Linked DNA regions of Homo sapiens: region 1 is linked to region 2. The links are chromatin loops, found by intact Hi-C in ENCODE. Cell type or tissue: heart left ventricle. All regions are shown on one strand. Each heading gives the region's core, and the rest is flanking DNA. Links, peaks and the distances in the headings are about the cores only. Region 1 overlaps LOC105374367 (a long non-coding RNA gene). Region 2 holds the start of BLOC1S4 (biogenesis of lysosomal organelles complex 1 subunit 4).

What was found. A loop is a pair of places that touch in the nucleus more often than their neighbours do. Peaks named below come from ENCODE experiments on the same cell type or tissue, not always from the same donor. Only the 100,000 strongest peaks of a DNase experiment are listed, where the experiment ranks them.
Region 1: it touches region 2 in a loop (3-fold over the local background); 73 of 110 quality-filtered maps call a loop at or near these places.

What each region holds. Positions count from the first base shown.
Region 1 is chr4:6,767,123-6,775,752 of GRCh38, forward strand. LOC105374367 (a long non-coding RNA gene) reads left to right here. Exons shown (of 2, transcript XR_925101.3): 2 at 326-517. Among named protein-coding and RNA genes, the nearest start is that of KIAA0232, 11 kb to the right of the region's middle. In heart left ventricle, for the core only: no CTCF peak of the experiment used is centred there; DNase peaks (open chromatin) are centred at 4,167 and 4,267; H3K27ac peaks cover 2,519 bases.
Region 2 is chr4:6,715,864-6,726,483 of GRCh38, forward strand. It overlaps BLOC1S4 (biogenesis of lysosomal organelles complex 1 subunit 4), which reads left to right and starts at 311. Exons shown (of 1, transcript NM_018366.3): 1 at 311-1,801. The coding sequence starts at 347. The coding sequence ends at 1,000. RefSeq lists enhancers at 31-230, 713-1,352 and a silencer at 511-560. In heart left ventricle, for the core only: CTCF peaks have their summits at 327, 4,548 (motif pointing right) and 4,760; DNase peaks (open chromatin) are centred at 238 and 4,568; H3K4me3 peaks cover 2,400 bases; H3K27ac peaks cover 1,066 bases.

The DNA of each region.
Region 1 (8,630 bases), core at 631-8,630, 52 kb after region 2:
CCAAGTAGCTGGGACCACAGGCGCCCACCACCAAGCCCGGCTAATTTTTTGTATTTTTAGTGGAGAGGGGGTTTCACCGTGTTAGCCAGGATGGTCTCGATCTCCTGACCTTGTGATCCGCCCGCCTCGGCCTTCCAAAGTGCTGGGATTACAGGCGTGAGCCACCGCGCCCGGCCTGAAAACAGACTAATTTCAAAGAATTGGCTCACACAATTGTGAGGTCTGACTCGGCAAGTCTGAAATCTGCAGGTGGGGGGCCTACAAGCTGGAAACTCCAGGGCAGAGGCTGATGCTGCATGATTGGCAGAATTCTTTTCTTTTTCAGAGAAACCTCAGTTTTGCTCTGAAGGCCTTCAACTGCCCGGCCGAGGCTCACCCACACCAAGGGGAATCCCTTCTCTTAAAGTCAACTGATGGTAGATGTCAACCACAGCTACAAAACACCGTCACAGCAACACCTGGGTTAGCGTTTGATTGAATAAATGTGACTGGAGCCTGGCCAAGTTGATACATAAAATCAACCGGCACATTCCTTTTAGGTGAGGATTCTTTCCCTCTCTCTTTGAGGTCCCTGCTGGAGTAATTCTCCCCAGAGCTAAGTCCACCGTCTTTGGAATGAGTGTTTGGGGGTGGCCTGTCCCCCTGCCGCCCGCCCGGGCCAGGGAGATGGCCAATGCACGGCGGGCGCACCCCTATTCCCTCCTCACTCATGAGTCTGGTGGGACAACTCATCCGGTCAGTCATGATGAGTTGTCCCACTGCTGGGAACACCTGCCCTGAGAGGTCTGGATGGGCTCAGCCTCATGGCACCAGAGCAGGCAGCTCGTGAGCAGCCCCGGGGGACCAGCAGGTCACTGGCAACTGTTAAGCTGTGGAGAACTTCTCAGGGCTCAGCTGGCATTCCGACCTCCCTTTGCCTCCCACGGGCCTGGGCGGGGCCCCTTCCTTTCGTCCTTAGCCAGCCGCCACTCTGTCCTCCACTGGGAGTCCCTGCCCCCATTACTGCACCAGCTCCCCTCCCCCCACCCTGAGGACACCCACCCTGTTCGTTATAAAGGGACACAGGCACAGCTAACAAGGAACAATTGTGGGCACAGTCCAAAGTTCAGGGTTTTAAGGACACCGTTTCCGCCCCGGCCTCGTCTCTGAGATGATTCTGGGCCCATCAGAGGCTTCCGGCTTCTCCTTTTATGACCCTGAGCTTGTCGGTCTCCCTATCCTCATGCCCCCTGCCCTTGGAGAGACCCAGCCTTCCTTCTACAAGATCCCCTGCTGAGGGAGAAGGAGCTGGCTGGGGCAGGACCGTAGGCTCAGGCTACATGCCCCAAGTTCACTCTCAGCTCACATGCTCCAGACATTGTCCTGGTGCTCAGCCTGCCATCCAGGAGGCCCCTCCCAAGCTCCTGGGCTTCCATCCTCAGTGATCCAGTGGACCTGGTTCCCAGAGCTGGGTGGGAAAGGGCCCCTTGCCTCTGGGATGGGAGGAAAATGTTCAGTCCTCTGTTAAGCTGGTCGCAGACTCTGATGAACCTTTCCAGGGCCATGAGTCATGCCGTTTTCCAAAAGAGGAAGGAGGCTCGGGGAGAGTAAGTGTCTTGCCCAAAGTCACACAGTGGAGTCAGCACTTGAATTTAGCTCTGACTCCCATGGCACCTGCTGAGTGCCTGACCTGCCCCCTCCATCCCCCATGGCCTGCCTGCTCCTCGGTGCAAGGATCACCTCAGCTGTCACAGCTTTAGAAGTGAGCTGTGCATGAACCCCTGAACCCCAAAGCATCAGGGAGGGTCACCCAGAACCCCATGCCTGCTGGATGCCGAAGCCATGCCAAATAAATGGGACAGGCCTACTCATCATGCAAAGCTCCAGTGATGCTTTAGCTTCCCAGGAAATCTCTCTTGTCATGATGAGCACCAGTAGCAAGTGACGGCCAGCAGGCCCCCACTACAAGCCCGACACTAGGAAGAGGTGTTCCCAGCCCACACACAAATGCCTGGAGAATCACTAATTTGCTGCCCATTCTTGCTGGGAAGAGAATTTTCTGGGAGGAAGGGCTTTGTTAACCAACACCCTGGCATCTAGAATTGCCATTGGGTCTCCGTGATTCTAGTCAAGGGATTCGGCCATCCAGAGCAGGGTATCGGGGGCCCTCTCGGAGTTTGAACCTCTAACAGGATGGGGCCCATACCTGGGTGCAGCTGCGGTTGTGGGGATGCCCCTTCTGAGCAGCTGCTGCCTCTGTGTGCTCCCCTTCCTCTCCCCACCCCCACTCTCTTCCCAGGTCTCCCTCTGCTTACTACCCAGCATGGGCAAAAGCAGCTGCACCCAGTATGGACCAATAGGGGCACACCCATTTCGAGGCACTAAATGTGGTGCTGATAACAGAGTCCCCAGGCCTGGCTTGGCCCAAGGATGGAGCACCCCAACACCCCAGCTGTCTCAGGGGCCCACTGCTCAGCCTGGCTCACTCCCCGAGGGTGGGTGGTTTCTAAGTGCAGCTGGTGGGCTTGTGTGTGATGGTGGACGGATCCTGGAGTTTAGCAGGGTGACTGTGGCCAAGCTGTTTCTCTCTGGGTCTGTTCCTTAGTGTTATTGATGTTGTTGACAGCTGACCGGTCCTGCACCGTACTAATCATTTTACATGGAGAAGCTCCATGTAAAGCTTCTAGGTTGTAATTCTCATCACAACCCCGTGAGGTAGTTCATATTATCACCTCCATTTTACAGATAAGGAAACTGAGGACCAGAGAGCTCAAACTGATGTGCCTTAGGTCACACAGCTAGTGATCAATTGAGCCAGGCCTTGAACCCAGACAGTCTGGCTCCAGGACAAGCCCGCACAATATCTATACAGAAACAGGGCCTGGTGCATTTTAGGGCTGCTGTGATTTTGTCCTTATCTGCAGGTGCTTTTACCTCTGATTTCATTCGCCCTATGACCTGTATGGTAGGTTTTATTACCTCGGTTTTATCACACTTTCATCCTCCTCCAGGGTAGAATCAGCTTACAGATGAGGTAACAGGCTCAGAGGGGTTAAGCAACTTCTCAGGTGTCCCACAGCTGGTACGTGTGACAACTCGAATTCAAAGAAGTCTCCTGACTCTCACTGCGGAGCCTCCCATTCAAGAGGGACCTCAAGGTGTCACAGAATTTAGACATACTGAACGTCCTTACTTTATGAGTCCAGATTCAAATCAGTAATAACGCAATGTCAGAGGAGTTGAAGAATTCTTTCATGTATTTGTCCATCCTTGTTCCACACCTTGTCCTAGGATCCTTGGGGTTGCAGTGGTGGGGATGGAACCATAGAGATGCACAAGCCATAGATTTAGGAACTGGAATTTCAGCAATGCTTTCGGGTCTTCTGACAAGGTGCAGGCAGGCCACCTTTCTTGTATGGCAGGGCAGGACAGGGCTGGCCTGTGTTCCAGTTCTGGCTGTGTCACTCCCATGCTGTGTGACTTAGGACAAGGCTCTGCTCTTTCTGTACATTGGGTCACCAAGCAGGGATGAGCTGCCTGGTGTGGTGACTCCAGGTGGCTCCAGGAGGAAGGCAGGGGCCCTCTCATGTGAGTAGCCACATTCCTCCCTATGGCTTGTCCACAAAATAAGGGGACCTCACGGAGACAGCTCTGTGCACCTGTCATGCTGTATCGTTGGAGGGATTGGAGCAAGGCTGCAGCTTCCTTGGGGTTGGATCATCACAGGGGCCATAGTCATGAAGCCGATTGGCTGTGAACTTGGGCTGTGGGGTCCAAAGACCCAGGGTTAACTCCTGGCTCTGCCACCAGCCAGCTGTGTGACCTTAGCCAAGTTACTTAGCCTCTCTGAGCCTCAATTGCCTCATTCATAAAGTGGGGAACCTAGCACAGTGCCGAGCAGCTGCTCATTTACTGCAGGCACAGTCACTGAAGCTGAGAATTATGAAGCTGATGAGGATAGAGGGTCCAGCATAGAAAGTGCCACCTACAAGCACCTACTATGTGCCAAGACAAGGAGACAAGAAGGTGACGTGATTTACTTCTGGGCATACAGCAAGAACATGGCAAAGCTGGACCTGAGCATTGGGATGCATCAGCGCCTGCGGTGCCTGGTGGCTCTGAGCCTGTAGCAAGCTCCCTGGCTGAGGTCTGGGGCTGTGCCCTAGAGGAGGAGCCCCTACGGCCACTCCTGCTGGCCTGTGGCTGGGGCAGCATCAGCAGATGTCTTCAGTCCATCTGGCAGGTCTCACTTGCTTGGTCTGAGAACCTGCCCCACAGGCCTGAGCTCTGCAGGGAAAAGAAATAAAAATAGCCAGGTCTGAGAGGGCAGTGGCTGGGCCGTGGGCAGCAATGCGTGCCTTTCCCATGACTCCTGCTCTGCAGAGGAGAGTCCTTCCCTGAGCCGTCCTGTGTGCCAGGCCCTGGGCTGGGTGCCCGGGAAGCGAAGTTGTGGCAGGCAAAGCTGCTCCCCAGAGGAGCCCATAGCTTGGTGGGTAGAACATATTTGTCCAGTGCGGCACCTTGGGGTGGGGGCCCGAAAGGGCTAGCAGTGGAGCATTGCAAGAGAGACCCCCTCACCCACCTGGGGGAACACAAGGTAAGCTTCCAGAAAGAGGACACACTGGAGAAAACAGTTGTTAAGCAGAGTGGCGGGGGGCTTTCCAGGCAGTGGGACCAGCATTTGCAAAGGCAGAGAGGTGTGACAAGCATGTCCCATTGAGAGAAGTGTAAGTACCTGGGTACATCTGGAGGCTGGGGTGTCTATAGGGACAGGATGGAGGGTTGCGCTAGGAAAGCAGGGAGCCTGGGACTGTGGGGACGATGGGGAGCCAAGGGAGGTTATAAAGCAGGGGGTCACGATCTCTCCTTCTCAAGATCCATAGCCTTAATCCCATCAGCAAAGTCCCTTTTGCCAGGTAAGGTAACATAGTCGCTGGTTCCAGGGATTAGGAGGTACACTTCTTTGGGGGGTCATATTCTGCAGACCCTGTCTCTGTAATAAACTGCACTGAATCCTCGTCCAAAGGCTTCTAGGGACTCCAACTAAGACACCCCCAACCTTAATTCTGGTCCCTGGGCTCCCCGTCACAGGCCCCAGCACCAGATCCTTGGCTCAGCCCCTCCAAAAATCTTGGCAGGTCATTCTCTAAACAGGCGAGAGCTGGGTTCAAATCCTGCCTCTGCTGCTTACTTGATCTGTGACCTTGGGCAACTCACCGGTCTCTTTCAGAGCCTCAGTTTCCTCATCTGACAAAGGGGGTAAGGGGCCCAAGAGATTACTAAGCAGGTTAGAGGGTCAATAAGTGCCTGGCGCATAGTAGGTGCTCCAGAAACAAGAGCTATTGTCAGTTACCAGGTAGTTCTAGCCCTTTGTTTCCTTCCCCTGTGCAGAAAATAATCATCATAATTACACGCTCTGCTGTCATCCTGACCTGCAAACCCTCCTAGGGGCAAAGAAGTTTGTTTTGTTTATTTGTTTCCTGGATGCAAAGAATCTGTTGATTTCTCCAAGCCTGGCGCTGGCTGAAATTGTCCCAGCCAACACTGAAGCTGCCTAGAAGGTGGCTGCAGTTTTGGGGTGGCACCGGAAAGGGCTCTTTTAAGGAGCCACCAGCACCTTCGCCTCAAAATCAAGAACAATACCAGGCCCCATGCCAGCCACAGGAGTAATTAGGCCAGATGGTTTCAAGGCAGAAATTCCAGTAGTCCCTGAAATGCTATAAATCGAGCCACAGACAGGAGGTGTGGTGACTTGACAGCAATTTCTCCCCAAGGCAAGGCCTCCGCGGCATCACAGCCAGCCTTCCCTCCATTCCACTGCAGAAATAAATGAAGTTATGGATGTTGGTGTTTCTTTGCGGTGAATCAAATGGATTCCCTGTGAATGCTGTTTGATATTCTTCTTGATCATGTCAACTAGACAGAATGTGTCTTTCTAGCATTTGTTTTTCAAAAAAAGATGTGTGAAATAGGAATTTTCACATAATTCCTGAACAGGTTTTGGTGGCAGTGGTGTTTGTTTTCCAAAAGCCGGGACAGGAACTGCAGAGCCTTCTAGTGCTTTCCTTCATCTTCTCCCCAGTGCAGCCGGAACTCGCCCCTGGGGTGGCCCACTCTCCCCCACTGAGAGCAGCAGAGACAGCCAGCTGCACAGGCTCGGGATGTGGGCTGGGAGAATGCTCCCCCGTGAACTCACAAGCACATGTTAGGTGCTGTGGATACAAGAAGCCCAGTCATATGGAGAGTATGTGGTTGGGCGGCCAGGCTTTGGAGCCAGTGGCCTGACTTGTTGTCCCAGCTCTGCCACTCCCTGGCTTTGTGACCTGAGGCAAGGTTGGTATTTCTCTCTGCTTCCATAACATGGGATAACAGTGGCACCCACTTCATAGGGCAGTGAGGGATTGATGTATAAATACAGGTAGTCTGCAGAAGCTCACCTGGCAGACAGTGGGCACCCAGCAGACGCTAGTAATTTAACTCTGCTGATAAGGCCCCTTGTTAAGCAGATGACAGGCAAAGTGAATCATGTATACACCTGAGGACAGGAACACCATTTTGCAAGTGAGGAATAAGGCTTAAGAAAAAAAGAACCAGGCTGGGCGTGGTGGCTCACACCTGCAATCCCAACAGTTTGGGAGGCTGAAGTGGGAGGATCGCTTGAGCCCAGGAGTTGGAGACCAGCCTGGGCAACACAGTGAGACCCCATGTCGATAAAAAATATAAAAATTAGCTGGGCATGGTGGTGCGTGCCTGTAGTCCCAGCTACTCCCAAGGCTGAGGCAGGAGGCTCTCCTAAGCTCAGGAGGTCCAGGCTGCAGTGAGCTGGGATTGCACTACTGCATGCCAGCCTGGGTGACGATCAAGACTCTGCCCCCATCCCCCAAAAAAAGAAAAGAAAAGAAGAAACGAACCATAGCAACATTATGCCTAGAAGCCAAACGGTGGAAGCAACCGAAGTGTCCATTGACGGATGAATGTGTAAACAAAATGTGCTCTATCCTACAATGGAATATGATGCAGCTTTGAAAAGGAAAGAAAGTCTGACACATGTTCCAACATGGATGATCTCTGATGACCTTATATCAAGTGAAACAAGCCAGTCACAAAAGGACAAAGACTGCATGATTCCGCTTATATGAAGTCCTTAAAAGAGTCAAATTCATAGAAACAGAAAGTAGAATGGTGGTTGCCAAGGACGGCGGAGGGAGGGGAATGGGGGGTGAATGTTTAACAGGAATAGAGTTTCAGTTTTGCAAGATGAAGGTCCTGGAGATGGACGGTGGTGATGGTTGCACAACGATGTTAATGTCCTTGACACTGAACTGTACACTTAGAAATGGTTGAGATGGTAAATTTTATGTTATGTGTATTTCACAATTAACAGTTTAAAAGAAATGAACCAACTTGGCTGGGCGCAGTGGCACACGCCTGTAATACCAGCACTTTGGGAGGCCGAGGTGGGTGGATTACTTGAGGTCAGGAGTTCGAGACCAGCCTATCCAACATGGTGAAACCCCGTCTCTACTAAAAATACAAAAATTAGCCAGGCCTAATGGCACATGCCTGTAATCTGAGCTACTTGGGAGGCTGAGGCAGGAGAACGGCTTGAACCTGGGAAGCGGAGGTTGCAGTGAGCCGGGATCCAACTCTATCTCAAAAAAGAAAGAAAGAAAGAAGGAAGGAAGGAAGGAAGGAAGGAAGGAAGGAAAGAAAGAAAGAGAAAGAAAGAAAGAAAGAAAGAAAGAAAGAAAGAAAGAAAGAAAGAAAGAAAGAAAGAAAGAGAAAAATGAACTAACTGGCCCAGGTCCTTCTTCTGGGAGGTATGAAAAGCAGAATTTAGACCCAAGTTTGAGTGACTACCCGACATGAAAGCCCTTGCCTTCTGTCTATTGGATGGGTAAAATTTAGCAGAAGTGGGTGGCTTCAGGAAAGAAAATACTTTACCAAGGGAGGACAAGAGGAGACAGAAAGAGATGAGAGATCAGTAGGCATGAAGCCAGGAGAATGGGTGTCAGGCTGCTTCCGCTGTGTGACTTTGGCACACCACTCACCCTCTCTGGGCTTTGGGTCTCCACTCTTATATAAAGGTTAGATTGGGAGGGCATCCAGGGCCTTTCAGCTCTAAGGTCTAGGGTGGGGTGAGATGGGATGCCCAGGCACGTTGTGAGAGCTCCACTAGGCATAAGTACTCACCCCATCCCAGGATCCTTGGAGAGCCCACAGTTGGAGGGTAGGGATAAGTTACAGACAAACACCAATTGGCAAATGTTGGCTGAGCACCTACCACGTACCAAGCTCTGTCCTAGGCTAGGCTCCTGCTCTGAGGCTGACATCCTGTTGGGGAGTAAAGGCAATAGAGAAGTAAGCAAACAGAAATAGATCACACGGAGAAACAAAGATGGGTAATGGGGTGCAGGTGCTCAGGGGTGGGGCTGCAAGAGTTCCTGGTGGAGGAGAAGGCTGCACTCTGGTTGGTGGCCCCCGGAAGCACCCTGGAAAAGGTGGCATCTGGGCCAGGCTTTGAGCCTGGTTTCCCAAGCCTTTACTGAGCACAGGTGCTAGAGATAGAGAATTCAGGGGCCCATCATTGTGGGGAAGACAGACATGGCAGCGAACACATCACAGCACAGCCCAGGACTCACCACCACAGG
Region 2 (10,620 bases), core at 1-8,000:
ATAGAAGATGCATGGTTGTATGGATGTGTACAAAGTCATCAATGTGCACACTTAAAATGTATGCACTGTATTGTATTCCTGCTATACCTTCGCTTAAAAAAGAAAAAAAAGGTTGAATGTGAGTTCGGGCGTGAGAAAACAGCAGCGCGCATGCGTGAGCGTGAGCGCGCATGCGTGAGCGTGAGCGCGCTGGGAGGCCGGAAACAAAGGTGGATGCGCGTGAACAGACGCCCTCGCAGGCCGCCGGAAGCAAAGGCGTGAGCGCGCGTGCGTGCGTGTGCGGGTGCGTGAGCGTGAGCGCGCGGAGGCCGGAAGCGAGCGCTGCGCAGTCGGGTGGTCGCGGGCCATGGAGGGTAGCTTTTCGGATGGCGGAGCGCTGCCGGAGGGGCTCGCGGAAGAGGCCGAGCCGCAGGGCGCCGCCTGGAGCGGGGACAGTGGCACTGTTTCCCAGAGCCACAGCAGCGCCTCGGGGCCGTGGGAGGACGAGGGCGCGGAGGACGGCGCGCCGGGCCGCGACCTGCCGCTGCTTCGCCGCGCCGCTGCGGGCTACGCCGCCTGCCTGCTGCCCGGGGCCGGGGCGCGGCCCGAGGTCGAGGCCCTGGACGCGAGCCTAGAGGACCTGCTTACCAGAGTGGACGAGTTCGTGGGCATGCTGGACATGCTTCGCGGCGACTCGTCCCACGTCGTCAGCGAGGGCGTGCCGCGCATCCACGCGAAGGCCGCCGAGATGCGGCGCATCTACAGCAGGATCGACCGGCTGGAGGCCTTCGTGAGGATGGTGGGGGGCCGCGTGGCCAGGATGGAGGAGCAGGTCACCAAGGCCGAGGCCGAGCTGGGCACCTTCCCCAGGGCGTTCAAGAAGCTCCTGCACACGATGAACGTGCCCTCGCTCTTTAGCAAGTCTGCTCCCTCGAGGCCACAGCAAGCCGGCTACGAAGCCCCCGTCCTGTTTCGGACCGAAGACTACTTCCCTTGTTGCAGTGAAAGGCCTCAGCTCTGACGGCCTGACCACTGCGGCAAGAGGACCCCAGCTGGGGTGCTTACCTCCAGTATGAAGTGAATTGCAAATCCTGCTTATGGACATATATGATGTTGGAGTGTGGGATTTTAAAGTTTACTTTCTACAAACTCTCCGTAGTATATTCATGATTCAGTGTAGAATGTATAGACTTTATGTCTTCCAAGTTTAAAAAAAGAGACAGGGTCTTGGTATGTTGCCCAGACTGTTCGGAAACTCCTGGGCTCAAGTGATCCTTCCACCTCAGCCTCCCCAGTAGCTGGGACTACGGGGTCGCCACTGCACCCAGCCTGTGTCTTCCAGCTCTAATCAGAAAGCTGCTTGTCGAGGGCATGGGGAATCAAACTGAATGAACTTTTCTCTGCACTGTGGCAAAACTGTTATTTTTATGGATTTTACTAAATGGCGTTACCTTTTCAAGATTTATATGTTTGTATAATCATAAGAAAATTGAGCCATTAAAGCCTTGTTATTCAATCCTAATAGTCAGTTTTCTAGAACCTACTTTTAGGGTAAATGGTACATTATTTAATATTATATTAAACCTCCTATAGCGTGGATTGTAGACCAAAGGAAATGGTACAATTTCTGAGAATATATGTTGATTTTTTGTGACTAATTCCAAAGTTGTATTTGAAAGTATGACCTCACAGTCTTCATTTGTCCATAGCAAACATATGTGTGTGTGTGTGTATATATATATGTGGGTTGCCAATGTTTGGTTTATAATTTAAATGTTAATAGAAATTTTGAGTTTTATTGGAAATGATTTCCTTCTGAAAAGAGCTTTACGTATTTCCTTGTGTGTGTTTGAAATAGACGTACTGCTCATGTGCTTTTTTAGTAGTGGGATAAAGAAAAGGGGCTTGAGTATACCTCCTTTAGAGAGCTAATGTGAAAAGCTGTAGCTTCTATTTCAGAGCATGGTATATTTCTTTTCTTTTTTTTTTTTTTTTTTTTTTTTGAGACGGAGTCATGCTCTGTCGCCCAGGCTGGAGTGCAGTGGCGCAATCTCGGCCCACTGCAAGCTCCGCCTCCCGCGTTCACGCCATTCTCCTGCCTCAGCCTCCTGAGTAGCTGGGACTACAGGCGCCTGCCACCATGCCCGGCTAATTTTTTTTGTATTTTGTATTTTTTTTTAGTAGAGACGGGTTTTCACTGTGTTAGCCAGGATGGTCTCGATCCCCTGACCTCGTGATCCACCTGCCTCGGCCTCCCAAAGTGCTGAGATTACAGGCGTGAGCCACCGCGCCCGTCCAGAGCATGGTATATTTCTTTCCTCTCGAAATGGATAGTTAAATTATTTGTGTGAGTGAATGGTATTAGGATTTTCCTGCGGATACAGTAGACTTTTATTGAGATTCAAATCTATTTTATAAGGTGGCCCTCCTAAATAGTAGATGCTAAAAAAGCATACAGCTTAGGTTGCTTTTGTGTCATTTGCAGTGTCATCAAAGATCTTTGAGGTTCATAGAGTAGCTGTATTTTCATTTAGCTGTGTGTTGTGAAGAATCTGATCATGTAATCTTGCACCTAGCTTTCGTGGACCTTCATTGTCACATATTTACGTTTTTTATTCAGGTGGTTCATTGACGACAAATTAAGGAACTCTGAATGTAGAAGCTGAAAGAACAAGTAACCTACATTTAATATTCAGCAACTGCTGGTACCCCTATAAGTAATTCATGTGTTTCGATGACATAGTCACTGAATATGAAAATATCCTTACATAACAAAACATTGCTAAAAGATTTTTCACTTAAAGTTAACATTCAAAAGCAGTAATTAGGGGCCGGGCGCGGTAGTTCACAAGCACTTTGAGAGGCTGAGGCAGGCGGATCACAAGGTCAGGAGATCGAGACCATCCTGGCTAACATGGTGAAACCCTGTCTACTAAAAATACAAAAAAAAAAAAAAAAAATTAGCCAGGCATGGTGGTGGGCGCCTGTGGTCCCAGCTACTCAGGAGGCTGTGGCGGGAAAATGGTGTGAACCCGGGAGTCGGAGCGGAGATGACGCCACTGCACTCCAGCCGGGGCGACAGAGCAAGACTCTGTCTGAAAAAAAAGAAAAAAGAACTAATATCCACCTATCCACCTTGGCACTCCCACAATGCATATTCCCAGTGCTCTGTCCATCCCCACTGCTACCCAACCCATCCAAGCCACTGGCATCTCTCCTGGGCCACTCAACAGCCTCTTAAGTGGTCTCCTGCTTCCCCTTCCCCGCTCCAAGCCACTCCCGCATGTAACACATCAGCCAAAGGGGTCTTTAAACAACATAAATCAGACATATTGGGCTTTGCCTAAAGCTCTCATTAGCTTCTCTTCATATTAGAATAAAGCCCAATTTCTGTTCTCTGGCTTGAGGTGGCTCCTGCCCCCTTGCTCACTCCCCTGCAGCCTTCCCTTGACCTCGAAAGATGCCCCATAGCATCTTTCATATGAGGATATGGAAAGGGGACATATGAACTGTCCCCTTCATAGCGCTTGTTACAGTTTGTGAAATGTGTTTGTGTCATTATCTGATGACTGTCTGCCTTACTCACCTGGAGTAACAAGTGGATGTTAGCTGCATCCACTTGGCTGCATGCTCAGCAAGCAGGTAGCACATCCCTGGTACACTCACATATCTGTGCAATAAGCGATTGTCAGAGTGACTGAGTGAATGAACGACTACACAAAATGTAGGCACTCCATAAGGAATGCGAGACAGAAAGGCAGACAGGAGAATTCAGTCAGACTAAGGGCTGGCTCAGAAATCAAGCACCATGGGAAGACTAGGACACAAAGAAAAACAAGATGTGATTCTTTCCCAAGAGCTGGGCAGGCCAGTGGGTGAGAAAGTCAGACGCCCAATCCAGTTGAGTCCAACCTAAGGTTCAGTCAAACACCACACAGACATTCCCGTGGGCTCCAATGGGGCTTTGTTCCTAATCGTGCCCTGGGATGTTGATACAGAACTTACAAAACTATCCTTCTAAGAAGACTCCTTTTATGTGCTGAGAAGTTATCCAGATTCAGGCACAGTGGCTCATGCCTGTATTCCCAGGGCTTTGGGAGGCCTAGGCCAGAGGATCACTGGAGGCCAGAAGTTCGAGGCCAGCCTGGGCAACATAGTGAGACCCCGGCTCTACTAAAAATACAAAAATTAGCCAGGCACGGTGGCTCGTGCCTTGTAGTCCCAGCTACTCAGGAGGCTGAGGCAGGAGGATCACTTGAGCCCAGGAGTTCAAGGCTGCAGTGAGCTGTGATCACGCTACTGTCCTCCAACCTGGGTAACAGAGCAAAACCCTGTCTCAAAAAAAAAAAAATTAATTTAATTAAAAAAACCACAAACCACCATTTCCCAAAGTGACTGAAACCATTTGACCCACTAATGGAGAATGAGAGCGTCTCCTCTATACTGTTCATGGTCCAAGGGAAGCAAGGGTTCCAGCGGTCGGGTGTGAGCCCGTGGGAGGGAACTTGGTCATCAGGAAGGATGCGAGGACCCTCTGGCTGTGGGGTGTGGGGTCCGCGGTGGCTGCAGAGACTGGTCCCCCCACACCAGGGGGCGCTGCAGGAGCGGGAAAGGCCTGAAAACAGCTGGTCCAGCCCCTGTCCTCGGGAAACTAAAGCCTTATATCCTGCCACGGTCACTGGGCACTGGAAATTCAGAGCCCCAAGATCCTGTCCATGCTCGAGGGGCTCCCAGTGTGCAGACAGAGTGGGGACGGCAGCTGCAGCCCAAGGCACAGTGGCTATATTTGCATGGGGGTAGGAGGGGAGGAAATTAGGTGAGGGAGGCAGACAGGGTGCTAATTTGGACGTGCCCTGTCTGGTGGGGGCAGAAGACAAGGCCTGTTTATGTCCACCTGGCTCTTATCTCTCCCCGAAAGGAGCACGATCATTTATTTATGTACAGTTTGTCTGTCTCCCCAACGAGGAGGAAGATTGTGGTGTTTTTCCATTTTGTCCACTCTGAATCCGTGACACCTGGTACCAGGCACCTAGCACAGAGAAGGCACTGAAAACGTACCCACTGAGGGAATGACAGGGACATTGAGGATGAGCAGGTGCTGGCAAGGAGAGCAGGGAGGGTTTCAGGGCCCACAGGCTGCTCCCCCGTCAGCCCAGCTCCCGCCTCCCTTGGCCAGGGCCTGTGGATGCGTCTTCCTCCAACCTTCCCCCTTCCTCCCTGCTCCATCCTTACGCTCTAGATGCGGCTCATAAACAAGATATCATCGGACTTGACTCTCCTTGTCTGACCTGACAAGCATTTGTTTCATAGTAGGCGCACTCAGTCCGCTGAACCTTCATGGATCAACTCCGGCATCTGAGTGCTGTTCCCGAGTCACACCTGCCCTGTGCTCCTTTTCTTCCCAGTTCACCCTGGCTGCTGGGATCCAAGGCCTCTGGGGTCCCAAGCAAAGGGAGACATTTACCAGCGCACACCCCCCACCAACTCCGTCAAAAACATCGCCCAGGGCCCCAGTGTCCGCCCGAATCACCAAATGTCTCTGAGGTGGAAACAGCCCCAAACATCAGGCCACCCCAGGCCTGTGTCATTCCTGAGACCCTGGTCCAGGAGCTCTTCAGATGCTGGCAGCCTGCTAGTGCCTTCAAGCAGCTCTCTCGCTCTCTCTCTCTCTCTCTCTCACTCACCTAAAGAAGACAACCTATTACTTTAGGTGTGCAGAATAATTTTACTCTTTTTTTTTTGTCTCAATCTGAGACTTGTACTGGAAAACCCAGAAAACCCATTTCAGTGTTTTCTCATGTTAAAAAAAAAATGCAAAAACAAAAAACACCAGAGTTGGCTGGGCTCAGTGGCTCACGCCTGTAATCCCAGCACTTTGGGAGGCCAAGGTGGCCAGATCACCTGAGGTCAGGAGCTCGAGACCAGCCTGGCCAACATGATGAAACCCTGTCTCTACTAAAAATACAAAAATTAGCTGGGTGTGGTGGCCCACACCTGTAGTCTCAGCTACTTGGGAGGCTGAGGCAGGAGAATTGCTCGAACCTAGGAGGCAGAGGTTGCAATGAGCTGACATTGCGCCACTGCACTCCAACCTGGGTGACAAGAGCGAAACTTCATCTCAAACACACACGCACACACACACACACACACACACACACAAACACACCAGACTCCCTAAATATCTGTCGCAATTCCTAGACTTGAAAACACTTTCTGGTAGACTTTCTTAATAGAAGATTGTTTCCTGTTACACTATTAATTGAAATAAGAGCCAGCAAGATGGAAGGGGTGTGTGTGTGTGAGTGTGTCTGTGTATGTGTGTTTGCTAGTGATGTGAGAATTAGGAGTGGTTTGGAACATGCTGATTTTCAGTTTTCAACTGCCAGCACTACTGCTTTACAAACTTGTTCAGACATTCGATCCAAAATTCAAGAAAGATGGTAAATGCCAATGAGAGGGAGGGAGAAAAAACAAACTTGATATGTTGTATGTACTGCGGGATTTAGGAATGGGTTGACATACACAAGAATGCTCTAGAACAGAAGACAAATTATATAGCGTCGTGGTCAGACATGGCCCAAAGTTTTGTCCTGCCACTGCCTATCTATATAACATTAGGTGAGTTATCTCTCATCTCCAAGGCTCAGATTTCTCACCTGTAGAATGAGAAATAATAAATAGTATCTACCTCAAAAAATAAAACAGTTCAGAAAGACGTTTAAGTTGGAAATGTAATTGTTCTTATTTTCTTACTGACTTTTTGCAGTTTAGCCAGTTTTTATTATCTTTTTTCTAAAATTGTAAAATACACGTAACATAAATTACCATTTTATCCACTTTGAGAGTACAATTTACTTGCATTAAGTACATACATATTAATGCACAACCATCACCACCCATCCATCTTCAGAACCTTCTCTTCTCCCCCAAGTGAGGCTCTGTCCCCATCACACACTAGCTCTCTATTCCCCATGCCCCAGCCCCTGGCACCCCCATTCTACTTTGTGTCTCTATGAATTTGACGACTCTAGGGACCTCACAGAAGTGGAACCCTGCAGTATTCATCGTTTTGTGATTGGCTTCTACCACTGAGCATAGTGTCCTCAGGGTTCATCCACATTGTAGCCTGTGTCAGAATCTCCTTCCTTTTTAGGGCTGAATACTACTCCATGCTGTGCGTGCCCCCCTTGGCTTAGCCACTCTGTCAGTGGACCTGGGTTGCTTCCCCCTCTTGGCCGTTGCGACCAGTGAGTACGGCTGGACCCTCCAGCCCCTTCCCAGTGCAGTGCTCTGGCAGAGCCGTGAGCCCCGGCCGGGGGTCCGATGAGCGGCTGACGCCAATGGGGCCCTGGCCAGAGGTCTGATGAGCGACTGAAGCTGATGTTCCACTTGCCCAAGTCTCCCTTCCCCTCCAGCCAGGCTTGCTGGCCTGTGACCACACTTGACCCACATGACTTTCTCTTCCACTGCGACAAGTTACTTCCCAGTGGGCTCCTGGCCTCACACAAGGAGAGCCTGGTGAGCAGCTCAGCGGCGCCCAGGGGTAGCCACGCTTATCTACATCCCGGTCAAAGCCTCCATCCTAACTCATCTCCCCCTCTCCCGTTATTCCCAGGCCATGAGGAGGGAGTGAGAGGCGCTGCTTTGTAGAGAGGGACCAGTTCAGGCCAAGCAAGGCATTTAGGCTTCACCCCAAGAGCCCTGGAGAGCACCTGGGGCCCAAGACCAGGTGCGAAGGAGTTGGGCTCTGCAGCCAGGTTGCTGGCCTCGACCCCTGCAGCCTGCAGAGCGTGGGCATCTTGTTCTGCTGATGGTTGACTTCAGGGTGTGGGAACCTCTGAGGCTTTGACAACTTGAGGCTGGCAAGGAGGACAGGGAGCAGGTGGGATCTTCAAAGACTACACCTTTAAAGACTGTGACCTTTACCCTGGGGACCACAGGAGCCACTGGGGACTTCACTGGGAGTAACTCATCAGAGTGGAGTTACACTCAGTGGCCGCCTGTTTATCCTGAGATCTGCCCGCAGGCAACAGGCCCAGTCTGCACCGCAGTCTGTACCACACTGCCACAGATCCCTAAGGCTGTCCCTGACTGAAGTTGGTGGGGGACGAGGGAGTCACCGGGTGACAGAGCATGACTGTAAGGACACACGCTCATCACAAGTATGCATTGACCCTGCTCTGTGCTTGGAACCTGCCAAAGTTCAAGCATTTCTCCACATACCCCAAGAGGGGCCTGGCCAGCTCTGCCTGATGTCAACACTGACACCCAGGCCTTGGGTCCCTGGACTTCTCGTCTCTGGGCACTGGGGGCCAGCGTGGTGCAGTTGGGAGGGTCCCCAGAGCTGAGGCCCTTGAGTGAATGATTGCAACTCTTTGGGCCTCGGTTTCCTCATCTGGAGACTGTGATGGGGACTACATGAGCTCAACAGACCACCACAAGTCTCCCGAGTACCTGCTGGGGCCAGCCTGGCATCAGGCTCTGGGGATAGGCAGATCACATGCCCTTGAGCGACAAATCCCTATGTCCTCTGCACAGCGTGACTTGGACACTCGGCCCACCCCGTGGGTCTCCTGACCATCTTCCTCTATCCTTCAGGACACTCATTCTGAAAGAAGCCAGGCACCACGCTGCAAGGAAGCCCAGGCCAGCCCACACGACAAGACAGTGCAGAGAGCCATGTGGGAGGACCCAAGGCCCCCCAGACAGCCAGCGTGGCAGCGACCCAGCCTCCATGTTCGAGCCCTAGCCTCTGAGTCATTCAGTGGAGGCCCCAAACGTCATGACACAGAGACAAGCCGTTCCCTCTGTGTCCTGCCCAAATTCCTGACCCACAGACTTTGTGAGCTGAATGAATGTGCTCTGCAGCCACAGTAACGGGAACACCCACCGTGGCCACTCTGCCCTAGCAGGGAGCAGCTCGAGGGTAGGCCAGCCGAGTTAGCACTGGCCACCGAGCCAGCACCAGCAGGGCCAGAGGGACACGTGTGGGGCTGGACTGCTCAGAGGATACAGCATGGGCAACAATGAGGAGTCAGCGAAGACGGCCTTGGGCCTCGGCCTTGGCAGAGCCCTGGCAGAGCGGGCAAAGGAAGCTGCCAGGTGCATCAGGCGAGGGAGGGAGCCCCAGGAAAGGAAAGCCTGCACAGACAGGGGGGTGGGGACCTGCCCAGGTGCCTGGGGGCACTGTCAGAGCACCACGTGCCAAGGAACACGTGGGAGCGGGGTGGCAGGGAGAGGCTGCTCCTGGGGCCTTGGCTTGCAGTGTGTCACCAGGAAGGTGTTCAGTTAGAGGAAGACAAAGGGGAGGACAGGCTGGGGACAGTGGACGGGGGCATTGCCGCTCTGTCATCACTGGGTCCACCTTTGAGGGGCTGGGAAGACCAGGGCCCCCCGAATCCGGGGCTCGGCTCCACATCCTGCCCACCAGCCTGCCAGGGATGGACCAAACTCCAGGAGGCCCCGACACGTGAAGGAAACAGTGGTCGGAAGAGCAGGCACCCAGCTCAGGGCACTGGCAGGCAGGGCCCCGGGACTGCTTCTCCACCAGCTGCTGTGAGTGAGCCTGGTGGCCTACCCCTGCTGTCCTGGCCAGGTCGAATTTTTGGATGTGCCTTGGAACAACTAGGCAGCATGTGCACACACACGCACGCACGCACATCACACACATCACACATGCATGCACACACATCACACACAATCATACCACACACACACGCACACACATCACGCACATCACACACGCATGCACACACACCACACACAATCATACACACACGCATGCACACACATCACACACAATCATACCACACACATGCACACACATCACACGCAATCATACCACACACATGCACACACATCACACGCAATCATACCACACACATGCACACACGTCACACACATCACACACAATCATACCACACATGCGTGCACACACATCACACACATCACACACAATCATACGACACACACATGCACACACATCACACACAATCATACCACACACGCATGCACACAACACACAATCATACCACACACGCATGCACACACATCACACACAATCATACCACACACACATGCACACACATCACACACAATCATACCACACACGCATGCACACACATCACACACAGTCATACCACACACACATGCACACACATCACACACAGTCATACCACACACACATGCACACACATCACACACAATCATACTACACACACATGCACACACATGCACACACATCACACACAATCATACCACACACGCATGCACACACATCACACATAATCATACCACACACGCATGCACACACATCACACACAATCATACCACACACGCATGCAGACACAACACGTACACATGCATGCATGCATGTGTATCACACACATTACACCACATATCACACATGCACACACAACACACATCATGTACACACACGCCACATACCACACACACAAACATTATGCACATATGCATCCCACACATGCCTCACACACACAACGTACCACACACACACACACACACACTGTGGTGATAAAATACATGGGCATGGCATTCAGGCAGAGATTGGTTCCATCCCTGTTCCATTTTTTTTTTTTTTTTCGGAGATGGAGTCTCGCACTGTCACCCTGGCTGGAGTGC